Regions from separate parts of the Homo sapiens genome. Here region 1 is linked to region 2. A link is a contact called in ENCODE Hi-C or POLR2A ChIA-PET data. All regions are on one chromosome and are shown on one strand. The core of a region is the stretch at or near the end of the contact, and the rest is flanking DNA. Distances in the headings are between cores, read along the strand shown. Region 1 overlaps PGAP2 (post-GPI attachment to proteins 2). Region 2 overlaps STIM1 (stromal interaction molecule 1).

Region 1 (5,551 bases), core at 1,238-3,737, 230 kb after region 2:
TGGGCTCTGCCCCCCTCTGCTTGGGAACACTGGGTATTCTCATGAGCTCATCCAAGCCAAGGTTGGACCCCTCCCCAAGAGGCCAACCCAGTGCCCCCTCCCATTTTCCGCTACTGACCAGTTCATCCAGCTTTCCACACAGTTGTTGCTGCCTATTGTGGTGCCGCCTCAGGTTAGGGGCTCTCAGCCATCTCTAACCTCTGCCCTCGCTGCTCTTGGAATTGCGCCCCCAAGATGCTCTCTCCCTTCTCCAATGAGGGAGCCACAGAATCCTGAGAAGGTGAATGTGCCCTAACCTGCTCCTCTGTGCCTAGGCCTTACGCATTTGCTGACTGACTCAGCCCCCATGCTTCTGGGGACCTTTCCTACCCCCATCAGCATCAATAAAACCTCCTGTCTCCAGTGGCCCCGGCTCCTCCCTGTGTGCTGGGCATTAGCGGGTGGGCATGGGCTAGGGCTCCCCAGAGACTGGGAGCCTTTTGTTTCTTCTAGTAGACAATAGGCTTCATTGTGGTCCCCTCACCCCTCAATTTCCCTAACAAAGCTCTAGGCTCCCTTGGAGGGGGCAGTCTTGCTCTGGGGCCCAGTCACAGATGCTGTAGTGGACTCAGACACAAAACCTGAGGAAAGACTTCTTGATCTTAGGGCTCAGAAAGGGAGAGGTTCAGAGCCATTAGTCTAAAGGCAGATGCTCCCACAGTCATGCATGTGACAGCTGTACCTCACATCCCCAAGAGGACAGCTTTAACAACAAGAGTTGGAATTTGAACCCAGGTCTCTGTCTCAACTGAAGACTTCCAGGTACCCTAGCTTGCAGTCCTAGAATCATTACAGATAGCTCACTCACTCCTGCTCACCAAAATAAAGGCTTAGACCAGCTTTAGGAGACTCCAGACCTAAGGGGGACTGGGGGGTTCTGCTAGGAATCATACCCTGCCGTGGACTTACTCCCTCCCCATTCTTGAGCCTGTTTCTCTCCCAGTTCCTATCAAACAAGATGAGCCCCAAGACTAGCAAGCCTAGGCAACTGTTGGCCCAAAAAAAAAATTTATTTTCCTTTCAAATAAAATGTACAACCAAAATTTAGGGTTTGGAGCAGTAGGGAAGACAGGAGATACCAGGGAGCCCATTTTACAGTAGAGATCTGCATCTGACCCCTCTATCCCATACCTTTGCAAAGGAGGGGAGGGGTCTACAAGCCAGAACTTTCAGAAGAGAAGAAAATACATGCTGTGCTGGTGCTGTTTCTGGAGCAGGTCATCCTTTAGGTATAGAACACCACCTCCACCCGATGACATCAGAACCACTGACTGGTAGAGTCCTTGGAAATCATACAGTCCACCCATCCCCCGCCAGACACATGGACACACCGAGGCTCAGATGGGGAAGGGTACATACCCTAGGGCACACACCAAATCAAAAAGGTGAAGTCAGGACTAGAACACCTGAGCAACTTTAGCAGGGGACTGTGGCCACAGGCCTGGATGTGCACAGTAGATCATGAAATACATTAGTCCTATGAATGACCCCCGTGCAGAGAAATGGCTGTGGTTGTCAGGGAGCAGCCACTGCTCAGGGGCTCCTGACCTCAGTGAAAGGTGACTGTGTAAAGGCCAGAAACTGGATGGTGGTCATGAACCTCAGGACGTTTTTTTTTTTAGCACCAAATGGTGGAGCTCTCTGCCAGCTCAGCTTCTTGGGGCCTCTCAGGTAAAGGTGATGTTTGAGGACCCCACGCCCATATGAGGGGTGGAGAGGAGAAGCCAGCAGCACTGGGGTGAGCCTTGGCCTACACCCTTCCTTCTTACCCTTCCCCCATCTTCAGTAAGGCCAAGAGAGGATGTGGGGTGGGGAAGGCCAGAATGGTATCGTGTTTCTTGTTTCTGGGCAGTGGGCTGCGTCCTCCCAAGCAGGACTGAAGGGTTCAGAATCGCTTTTCCTCAGGCTGAGAGGTTATGAGCAGCTCCTTGTTCCCGAAGTCCCACCAGGCCGTCATGTGGAACGCCATGTTGGTTAAGACAACAGTGTACTCCAGGATGGCAAAGATGGTGTACACTGTTGTGAGGACACAAGGAACAGGACATGGTGAACTTCCAGCTACCCGCTCAGAGGCCTCTTGATAAATCACACCACCATTGGTCTGCCACAGAGAACACAATGGCAGCCAGTCCCCAAGACCATTGCCCATTATCAAAAACATCATTGCTGCCCCGCAGCCACTCATGACCGCCTGTGGATCCTATCCTGGCCTCACCTCCAGCCTCACAATACATGTTGTGCCGAAAGTAGACAGCCAGCGCCGAGAAGAAGGAGATGAAGTTGATGATGAAGAGCCGCTGTTTCCAGCTGTAGGACTTGCGATCCTAGGGAATGGGCTGTCTGATCACTCTGCAGCTTGCTGGGTATGAGAGCGTGGGCTCCCCTCTCAGCCCTAACTCCTAAGGGCTGGGCCTTATCTCCCTTGGCTCCCACTAGCGGTCATGGAAGGGAGCACAGGCAGGGGCAGCAAGAATGACGACTATGTGTTCACGTCCCTGCCTCTGGGGGAGTGATGGGCCGAGGAGCAGTGGTATTCCTGCCGCTTCCACTTCAGGGGGATGGAGTATGAAAGTTACATGGAGTCACCCACCAACCCCACCTCCAAATACTGTGGGGGAAAAGAAACCCATGTACATGGGTGGGGCGCTGGAATTATGACAGACCAGTCCTCTGACACTGTTCCTAACTCACTGCCGCCTAGATGCGACTCCTCATTCTATCCCCATTTGCAGCCTCCATCTCTTCTATTCTCCAGTCTCCCACACTACCCAAACACAGTGCTATAGTCCTAGATTCTGACCAACCACCCTCAGTTTGTTCCCAAGCCCCAGCCCCAACCCCAGCACCCCTCTGCCAGGGTTCCCATTAGAACTCAGTTCCCACCTCACCATTACCCGAATCCTGAGGACAGATGTCCTTGATTTTCTTCTGGGCTGCCTTGGAGCCCCCGCTAGGGATAGACCGTACCTCCTGACTTACTGTGTGCTTCTTGGTCAACCGCCAGAGAATGCAGGTGAGGAGCATGTGCCCGAGGGATGAGGCAATGAACACAATGAAAGCATTTTCGTGGATGGCTGGAGGGAAAGAGGATTGGGAGCCACATTGCAGGGAGTGCCCACACCACGAAGTAGGAAGGTCCGAATGTGGTAGGGGCAGGCCCGTCCCCTCAGGGAACACTTCCCCACTCCTCCCTCATCCAGGCACCCACTGAAGTCCTCGGAGGAGGAGACATAAGTGAGCACTAGCAACGCGAGGTTCTCCACGACATTGAGGCCGAAGTTGAGGCGGCAGAGCGGGCGATAGCAGGAACACGGGGAGGTGCAGCTGAGGTAGTGGTTCCAGTAGGCGAAGGCCACCAAGAAGCGAGGCGCCGAGTGCAGGCCGATGCAGAAACGCCACACGTAGCGCTGGGGCACCTCCCCGCCGATGGCTGAGCTCACCGAGGGCAGGTAATTGGGCACCTAGAGAGTTGTGACCTGTCTGGGCATCTGCCTCTGCCAGCCCCGCCCATGTGGAGAACCTTCTCTCCATCTGACAAAATCACTCTTGCCTCTGCTCCAGCCCCTCCCCTTCCAAGAAGTCCTCCTTCAGATGTCCCCATACCTCTCCCAAAAGACCTCTCCTTCCAGGTCCTAGGCCCAAAGTGCTGGATTCTCATTCCCCAGCTATCCTGGGATTTGTGCAGCAGCATGGTGGCACCTTCTCCATCTCCCCCGCAGACTGGAACCTGCCTGTGTTTGGTCAATGTGTAGATGGGTTCAGATGCTCTACACCCATAGCTCAGAGCTGTGCCTCCACTAAGACCCTGGGTGAGTTCCAAGGCCTCAGATTCAGTCCAGAGGACAGGGATGAGTCACAGACCATCTGAGCTTCCTTAGAACAGTGCTGGATTCACTGCTCAGCTAAGATGTTCCTCAGTCTGCTCCCAGCGCCACTCACTCCTCTAGGCAGGTGTGCCAAGGTGGTAGAATGGCACCCCTGCTCTGATCATGATTAACAAAGTGGGTGGGCTGGGCACGATGGCTCACATCTGTAATCCCAGCACTTTGGGAGGCCGAGGTGGGTGGATCACCCGAGGTCAGGAGTTAAAGACCAGCCTGGCCAACATGGCAAAACTCTGTCCCTACTTAAAAAAAAAAAATTAGCCAGGCGTGGTGGCCAGCGCCCGTAGTCCCAGCTACTCAGGAGGCTGATCAGAAGAACTGTGTGAACCTGGGAAGCGGAGCTTGCAGTGAGCCGAGATTGTGCCACTGCACTCCAGCTTGGGCAACAGAGTGAGACTCTGTCTCAAAAAAAAAAAAAAAAAAAAAAAAAAAAAAGAAAAGAAAAAAGAAAGTGGGTGCTCCTAACCTGGGGTAGTCTAAGGAAATGACCATGTTCTTGTGCATCTCCACCATCCATCTTAATGCCTGGAACTCCTATTGAAGCTTCAGTCCTTAAGGAAAAAGGAGAAGATAATACACAGCTGCAGGGACTGGTGTCTTGCTTGTTTGAGAGGTGAAAGGATGGGGGATGACTGAACAAGGGTTTAGATGGGGACAGGAAAGCCAAAGATGGGAAGAGGCTCTCTTAGACTCCAGGGCCTAGAGCAGTGCTTCACAAACTTTAATTACCCATACAACTCACTGGGGGAATTGTTTGAAAATGCAGAAGGCTTGGAACCTGAGGATCTGCATTTTTTAATTTTTTAATTTTGTTTTCCCCCTTTTTGAGACAGGGTCTCACTCTGTCGCCTAGGCTGGAGTGCAATAGCATGATCATGACTCACTGCAGCCTTGACCTCCTGGGCTCAGGTGATCCTCTCACTTCAGCCTCCTGAGTAGCAGGCTAATTTTTGTAGAGACAGGGTTTCGTCATGTGTCCCATGCTGGTCTCAAACTCCTGGGTTTAAGCTATCCATCTGCCTTGGCCTCCCAAAGTGCTGGCACTACAGGCATGAGCCACCTCGCTTGGCCAGAATCTGCTTTTTTTTCTCTTTTTGAGACGGAGTCTCACACTGTCGCCTAGGCTGGAGTGCAGTGGCGCGATCTTGGCTCACTGCAAGCTCCGCCTCCCGGGTTCACGCCATTCTCCTGCCTCAGCCTCCCGAGTAGCTGGGACTACAGGCGCCCGTCACCACGCCCGGCTAATTTTTTGTATTTTTAGTAGAGACGGGGTTTCACCGTGTTAGCCAGGATGGTCTCAATCTCCTGACCTCGTGATCCGCCCACCTCGGCCTCCCAAAGTGCTGGAATTACAGACGTGAGCCACTGCGCCCGGCCGTTTTGTTTTTGCTTTTGTTTTTGGAGACAGGGTCTCACTTCGGTTGCCCAGGCTGGAGTGCCATAGCCCGATCTCGGCTCACTGCAGCCTCTACTTTCTGGGCTCAGGTGATTCTCCCACCTTAGCCTCCCAAGTAGCCACCACCATGCCTGGCTAATTTTTTGGATTTTTTTTTTTTTTTAGTAGCAACAGGGTTTTGCCATGTTGCCCAGGCTGGTCTAAAACTCCTGGACTCAAACAATCCACCCCC
Region 2 (5,502 bases), core at 2,696-5,195:
AAATAATTTGAGGTAAAATTCACATAATATAAAAGTAACCATTTTAAAGTAAGCAATTCAGTGGCATATAGCACATTCATGATGTTATGCAACCACTACCTCTATCTAGTTCCAAAATATTTCCATCACTCTACAGTAAAATTTTTTACCAGTAAGCGGTTTCTCCCCATTCCCTCCTCCCACCAACCCCTGCCAACCATTAGTCTACATTCTGTCTCTGTGGATTTATCTATTCTAATCATTTCATATTAACAGAATCATATAATATGTGATCTTTTGTGTCTGGCTTCTTTCATTTAGCATAATGTTTTCCAGGTTCATCCACATTGTAGCATGTATCAGAACTTCATTCCATTTATAGGTGAATAATATTCCATTGCACCACAATGTATTTATCTATTCATCTATTAATAGACAGTTGGGTTGTTTTATTTTTTGGCTCTTGTGACATGTGCTGCTATGAAAATGCATGTACATGTACTTGTTTGAGTACTTGTCTTCAATTCTTTGCATATATACCTAAGTGTGGAATTGCTAGGTTCTAGGGTAACTCTGTGTCTAATTTCTGAGAAACCACCAGACTATTTTACACAGTAGCTGAACCGTTTTACCTTCTCACCAGCAATATACAGGGTTTCAATTTCTCTATACCCTCGCCAACACAAGTTTTCCATTTTTAAAAACTATTATTATTATAAGTATCCCAGTCAGTGTGAAGTATATTCTTAGCTTCAGTACCTGTGTTCTGCCTATCTCAGGAAGATAGTTTTCCTGCTGATCTCTGGCCTTCCTTAAGTTAGATCACATGCAGCACATGGGCTACATGCAATAAGCCTAAGAGAAGAATACCCCTGTCCTGGTATCAGTCCAACCTGCTCCACCAGGGCCCCTCTTGTTGGTTCTGATATCCTGGACCCAGTACCATGTCCCCAGCATTCTGGTTCCCATGCTAGCTGATTTTTTCAGATAAAATCCTTGACTGCTTTAACCTGCAGTTTCTACTGTATCCTTTCAGACATGATAAATCTGATTTTGATACAGATAAAGCTTGATAATATATATTACAAGGCTAAGGAAGACTTTCAGGCTGCTGAAAGCTTCCCCTTGCATGGTGGTGACAGAGGAGAACCTCTGCAAAAGTAGCCTAGCTTTTATAGTTGGGTATAAGTGTCCTTGTTGGTGTATACAAAGAGATGTGTAAGCTGTTAACATAGGGAGAGTTTAATAAGGCCACTTCTCATCTTTTAAGACTCAGCTCAAGAATTACTTTCTCCATAAAGTTTCCCTGGACTCCAATAGGAAACTCCTCCCTAGTTTGTGCCCCCAGTTGAACTCTGGAAAGACTTACATAATAGCTATAACACTTACTATATTTGTTGACACTTTACTATATTTGTTGACATAGCTATCTCCATTTAGATAGAAGTACTGGAGAGCAGGGACCCTGCCGATTATGCTGGTACATAGAATGTGCTCAGTAAAGGTTAGTGAATGACTGGAAGGCCATTGCTCAATACAGAGACTACGCCTTACATAAAGAGTAGAACCATTCACTGTGTCGTTATTCAAAACCTACCAATGAAGGTGAGTAAAATGTGTCCTAGAACCCTCCACTCCCCCAAAAAAAAGGTGGCAAAGGAAGTGGAAACATTAGTCTTCTCCCAGGTTGCTCTGTTTCATACTTTCAAAAAGTATGGATCCACTTGTATTGAGACATCAACTTGCACATTAGCCAAGCCATATTCACAGACAGGGAAATGTTATATGGCCTCTGACCTTGCCTGCCAGCTGCTTCTCTGGACTGTTTCCTGGTTCAATAGCATTCTTCTGCTGGCACCCTAAATCGAGGCCAGCCATTCCCAAAGGGCAGGAAGTGGGCCCTAAGATCCTGTTTGGTTGAAAATAGTTTTCCAAGAAATCTCACTACTTTTTGCTCCCCCTTGGTTAACTTAGAATTAGAAAAAGGATTACAGGCTGGCCGTTCCTACCACATAGATCTGTAGAGACTGAACAACCTAATTCTCTCAACTAGACCCTGGCTGAAGAGACCACCCTTTCTTAGGCCTGAGTGTGTCTACTGCTTCAGTGAAAACCCACTTAGTCCTCCTTGGTCATTCAATAATACAAAGATGTTCATTAATCAGTTCATGCACTCTACATGTCTACAATAACCCACTGTCATTATATATATATAAACCTGCTGATATGCTATTGAAATGAAATATAGAAGTAGGTAACAGGTAAAAAGCTTTCAGCCCATAGGGGGTTACTTCTATCCCTGAGCATACTTTTCATATTTTAGCTTTTGTACTCTTGCTCAGGTTGTTTACTCTGCCTAGAATGTCCTATTCTGCCACCTCCATAGAATAAAGCTCTATCCACCCTTAAAGGCAGAGGTAACATGTCACCTTGTCTATAGGATACCTTCACTAGCCCTCATCTGGGCCTCAGAAGTACTGTGTACCTCTACAGAACACTCATGTTGTCCCTTCAGGGCAGAACATGATTCATTCCAGGTCTTCCTACAGGGTCCAGCACAGCATTGGCACAATGCAGATATTTCCTTAAAGTATTTAATGAATGCATGTTGCTACGTGTCTGGACTAAAATGTAAGACTCTTTCATACCTTAATACCAGTGGAAATAGTATAGGTGCTATCTTGCAGGTGTGCCTAGGAGACCCAGAGCCTTAGCCTTAGCCTATCCACTACAACAGCTTTGGTTTCCATGGCACAGCAGTAGCCCTTCTCAACACAAGACTCACAGAGAGGAGGCCCAAAGAGCACTGTATCCAGAGCCTTCAGCTGCAGCTTCTGCCGATGACTCCGGTCTGTCATCTTCAGCACAGTCCCTGTCATGGTGGTGTTGGTGACAGCCAGCCTGTTGAGGCAAAGAGTAGCAGATCAGTTCCCTCCCAGTAAAGCCAGGAAGGATCCTGGTAGGATTACCCGCCTCCCCCAGGAACACTTCTAGCTCTTGGTGATTGCTCCCCTCTGCACTCTAGAACACAGAGTCTATACCAGTTGGGTCTCAACAGGGTATATGGAGAGACACATAACATTTACCAAGAATTTGTTCAGCCCTCTCCCCATATCCACCAACTTCTAAGCACCCTATCCTCTAAGGATTACCTGTCTGTGACCATTCCCACACCCAACTAAATTTTCTGTTGTGCTTCTCCTTCCAGGGTTTATCCTCTACATATTTTCCCCACCTCCTACCATTTATAAATGCATTTCCTGTGCAGCCCAGGTCAAACTGTCATGTCATATGACCCAGTGATTCTGGGATTTATGAATTATCCTAATCTAAACTCACTGTCATTATATATAAACCTGCTAATGTGCTATTGAAATGAAATATAGAAAAGGAAAAAAAATTTTAATTAACCACTGATGACAAAAATGGAATTAGTCCTGTTAGCTTGTATTTGAGTCACTGCAATACAAGTTACCTCCAATAAAATTACTGTAATTTTTTATGACCTCCACCCATACTGTCAGTGATAACTTTAATAAGAGAAAGCCTGTGAACAAGAAAATGACCTAGGAAAAATGGAACTTTGTTTCTCTTCTGCTGGAACACAGTGGATATAAGAGGAGGGGGGTAAAAGATATGAAAGGTTGAAAACCACTGGTCTAGGTCCCACAAGTAAGCACTTAATTCTATACTACTCTATAAGATTGGTGCTCTTTTCTGATGCATAGCTTTATTTCTCCAGCTAGAAAAGAAGCTTCTGACATCACAGTGTGATTTATACTCCTGTCTGAGCATACAGGAACAGCTACTTCCTTCTCTGGCCTTGGAAAGCAATCAAGCCCACCAGTAAGAGACGCAGTGAGGCACTGTGATGGGGTGTGGGAGTGGTTAGGAGATCTGGCTTCTCATTTCAGCTCTACTAGTGACTCATTTGTCTGATCATAAGTTGCTTTGTTCCTCCCCGAGGACCTCAGTTTCCTACTGTGCAAACTTATGTAAAATCAGATGCTTCCTACAAGCCTGGGAGTTCTTGGGGTTCCTCTTTGAAACACTTGTGCTGCAGTTCGTCTGACTAATGAGAATAAACATTGTCGTCTTTTCTACAGTCTATTTCTCAAAGAAACCTATGAACTGGAATGCTATCTACTTGTAAGCAATGAAAGAAATGAGAAAGGAGCTAACACTGACTAAGCAACTACTGTGTGTCTGCTACTGTTCTGATACTTTACATACAATACCTCATTCAGTCCTCACAACAACCTTAAGAACTCAGTTCCATTATTAGTGTCACTTTCTTTTTTTTTTTTTTTTTGAGACGGAGTCTCGCTCTGTCGCTTAGGCTGGAGTGCAGTGGCGCGATCTCAGCTCACTGCAAGCTCCACCTCCCGGGTTCACGCCATTCTCCTGCCTCAGCCTCCCGAGTAGCTGGGACTACAGGCACCTGCCACCACGCCTGGCTAATTTTTTGTATTTTTAGTAGAGACGGGGTTTCACCATGTTAGCCAGGATAGTCTCGATCACCTGACCTCGTGATCCACCCACCTTGGCCTCCCAAAGTGCTGGGATTACAGGTGTGAGCCACTGCACCCGGCCTAGTGCGACTTTCTAGATAAGAAAATGGAGACTTAGAGTTGAGTAACTTGCCCAAAGTCACACACAAGTAAGTGGCAAAGCCAGAGAATGAACTCAAATCTGCTAGATTATTCTCATTATACCATGTGAGCTAGTGATGGGCCTAGAACCACCCTCACTTCACCCCAAGCACTGAAGGCCCCATGCTTCCTGCTGTCACTAAGGTGCCACAGCTTGACATCCCCTACACCTGTGCCCAGCCTGGCTGGACCTGGTCTTGGCTGTAATTCTAGCCACAAAAAAGCTAAGTGAACCAGTGACCTGAGAACTGACTTCTTATCCTATGCTTTGCAGTTTTAATCCAAGCCAAAGATATCCTTCCCATGAGGAAAATGGTCCAGGGATCCACAAGGCAATATTGCTATTTCTATGGGTAGCAAGAAAGAAACCTAAATCCTGGATCTTAGTGGTCAGTCATCTACTTTTCCATTAAACATGGAGTTCCTCAAGTCAGGGGTCAGGTCTAATACATCTCTTTGTCCTCTGGGCCCACCAGAGAGTATGGCACATGGTAGGTGCTTAGTGAAGTTTTGTAAAATAGAACTAAACTGAATATTGAAAGGAAGCCTATCTTTAACCACATGGCACAAGAGGAAGATGCAGTGAAAAAAAGCAGGGCATTTAGAACAAGACAGACCTGGGTTCAAATCCCAGCTCTGCCACTTACCAGCTTGGATAAATTATAAAATATTTGAGATTCAGTTTGTTCACCCAAAGGTTGGGATACTCTTCCTCCCAGAGTTGTGAGAATCAACTGAAATAATATGTAGGAAAGCACTCTATAAAGGGAGGTACAAACATTAAGATTATTACTCTCTCCAGAGCAGAGAGAAGCTGTGAAGAAGAGGCTGCAGGCAGCAGAGGAGGGAACAGCCAGCTCAGCTAGGCCTG

What was found. A loop is a pair of places that touch in the nucleus more often than their neighbours do. ChIA-PET counts read pairs that join two places held with the same protein, here RNA polymerase II (POLR2A). Pooled maps may share reads with other maps.
Region 1: a loop to region 2 is called in a pooled map, with 2.7 times the contacts of the local background. The contact joins two enhancer-like sites. A Hi-C loop is called at or near these places in 1 of 168 maps with a recorded cell type or tissue (CD4-positive, alpha-beta T cell) and 4 of 50 pooled maps. POLR2A ChIA-PET finds 5 or more read pairs at or near these places in 8 of 52 experiments (A673, AG04449, H1 and 5 more).

Annotation. Positions count from the first base shown.
Region 1 is chr11:3,821,832-3,827,382 of GRCh38, reverse strand. PGAP2 (post-GPI attachment to proteins 2) reads right to left here. Exons shown (of 7, transcript NM_014489.4): 4 at 3,248-3,500; 5 at 3,007-3,113; 6 at 2,255-2,363; 7 at 1,012-2,055. The coding sequence ends at 1,925. RHOG (ras homolog family member G) reads left to right here. Exons shown (of 2, transcript NM_001665.4): 2 at 1-405. Among named protein-coding and RNA genes, the nearest start is that of PGAP2, 16 kb to the right of the region's middle. Within about 2 kb of position 2,487, at least 7 of the 41 ENCODE cell types and tissues checked have a DNase peak (open chromatin) inside an H3K27ac peak, as active enhancers do.
Region 2 is chr11:4,056,659-4,062,160 of GRCh38, reverse strand. STIM1 (stromal interaction molecule 1) reads right to left here. Exons shown (of 13, transcript NM_001382567.1): 5 at 2,765-2,880. Among named protein-coding and RNA genes, the nearest start is that of RRM1, 35 kb to the left of the region's middle. Within about 2 kb of position 3,945, at least 11 of the 41 ENCODE cell types and tissues checked have a DNase peak (open chromatin) inside an H3K27ac peak, as active enhancers do.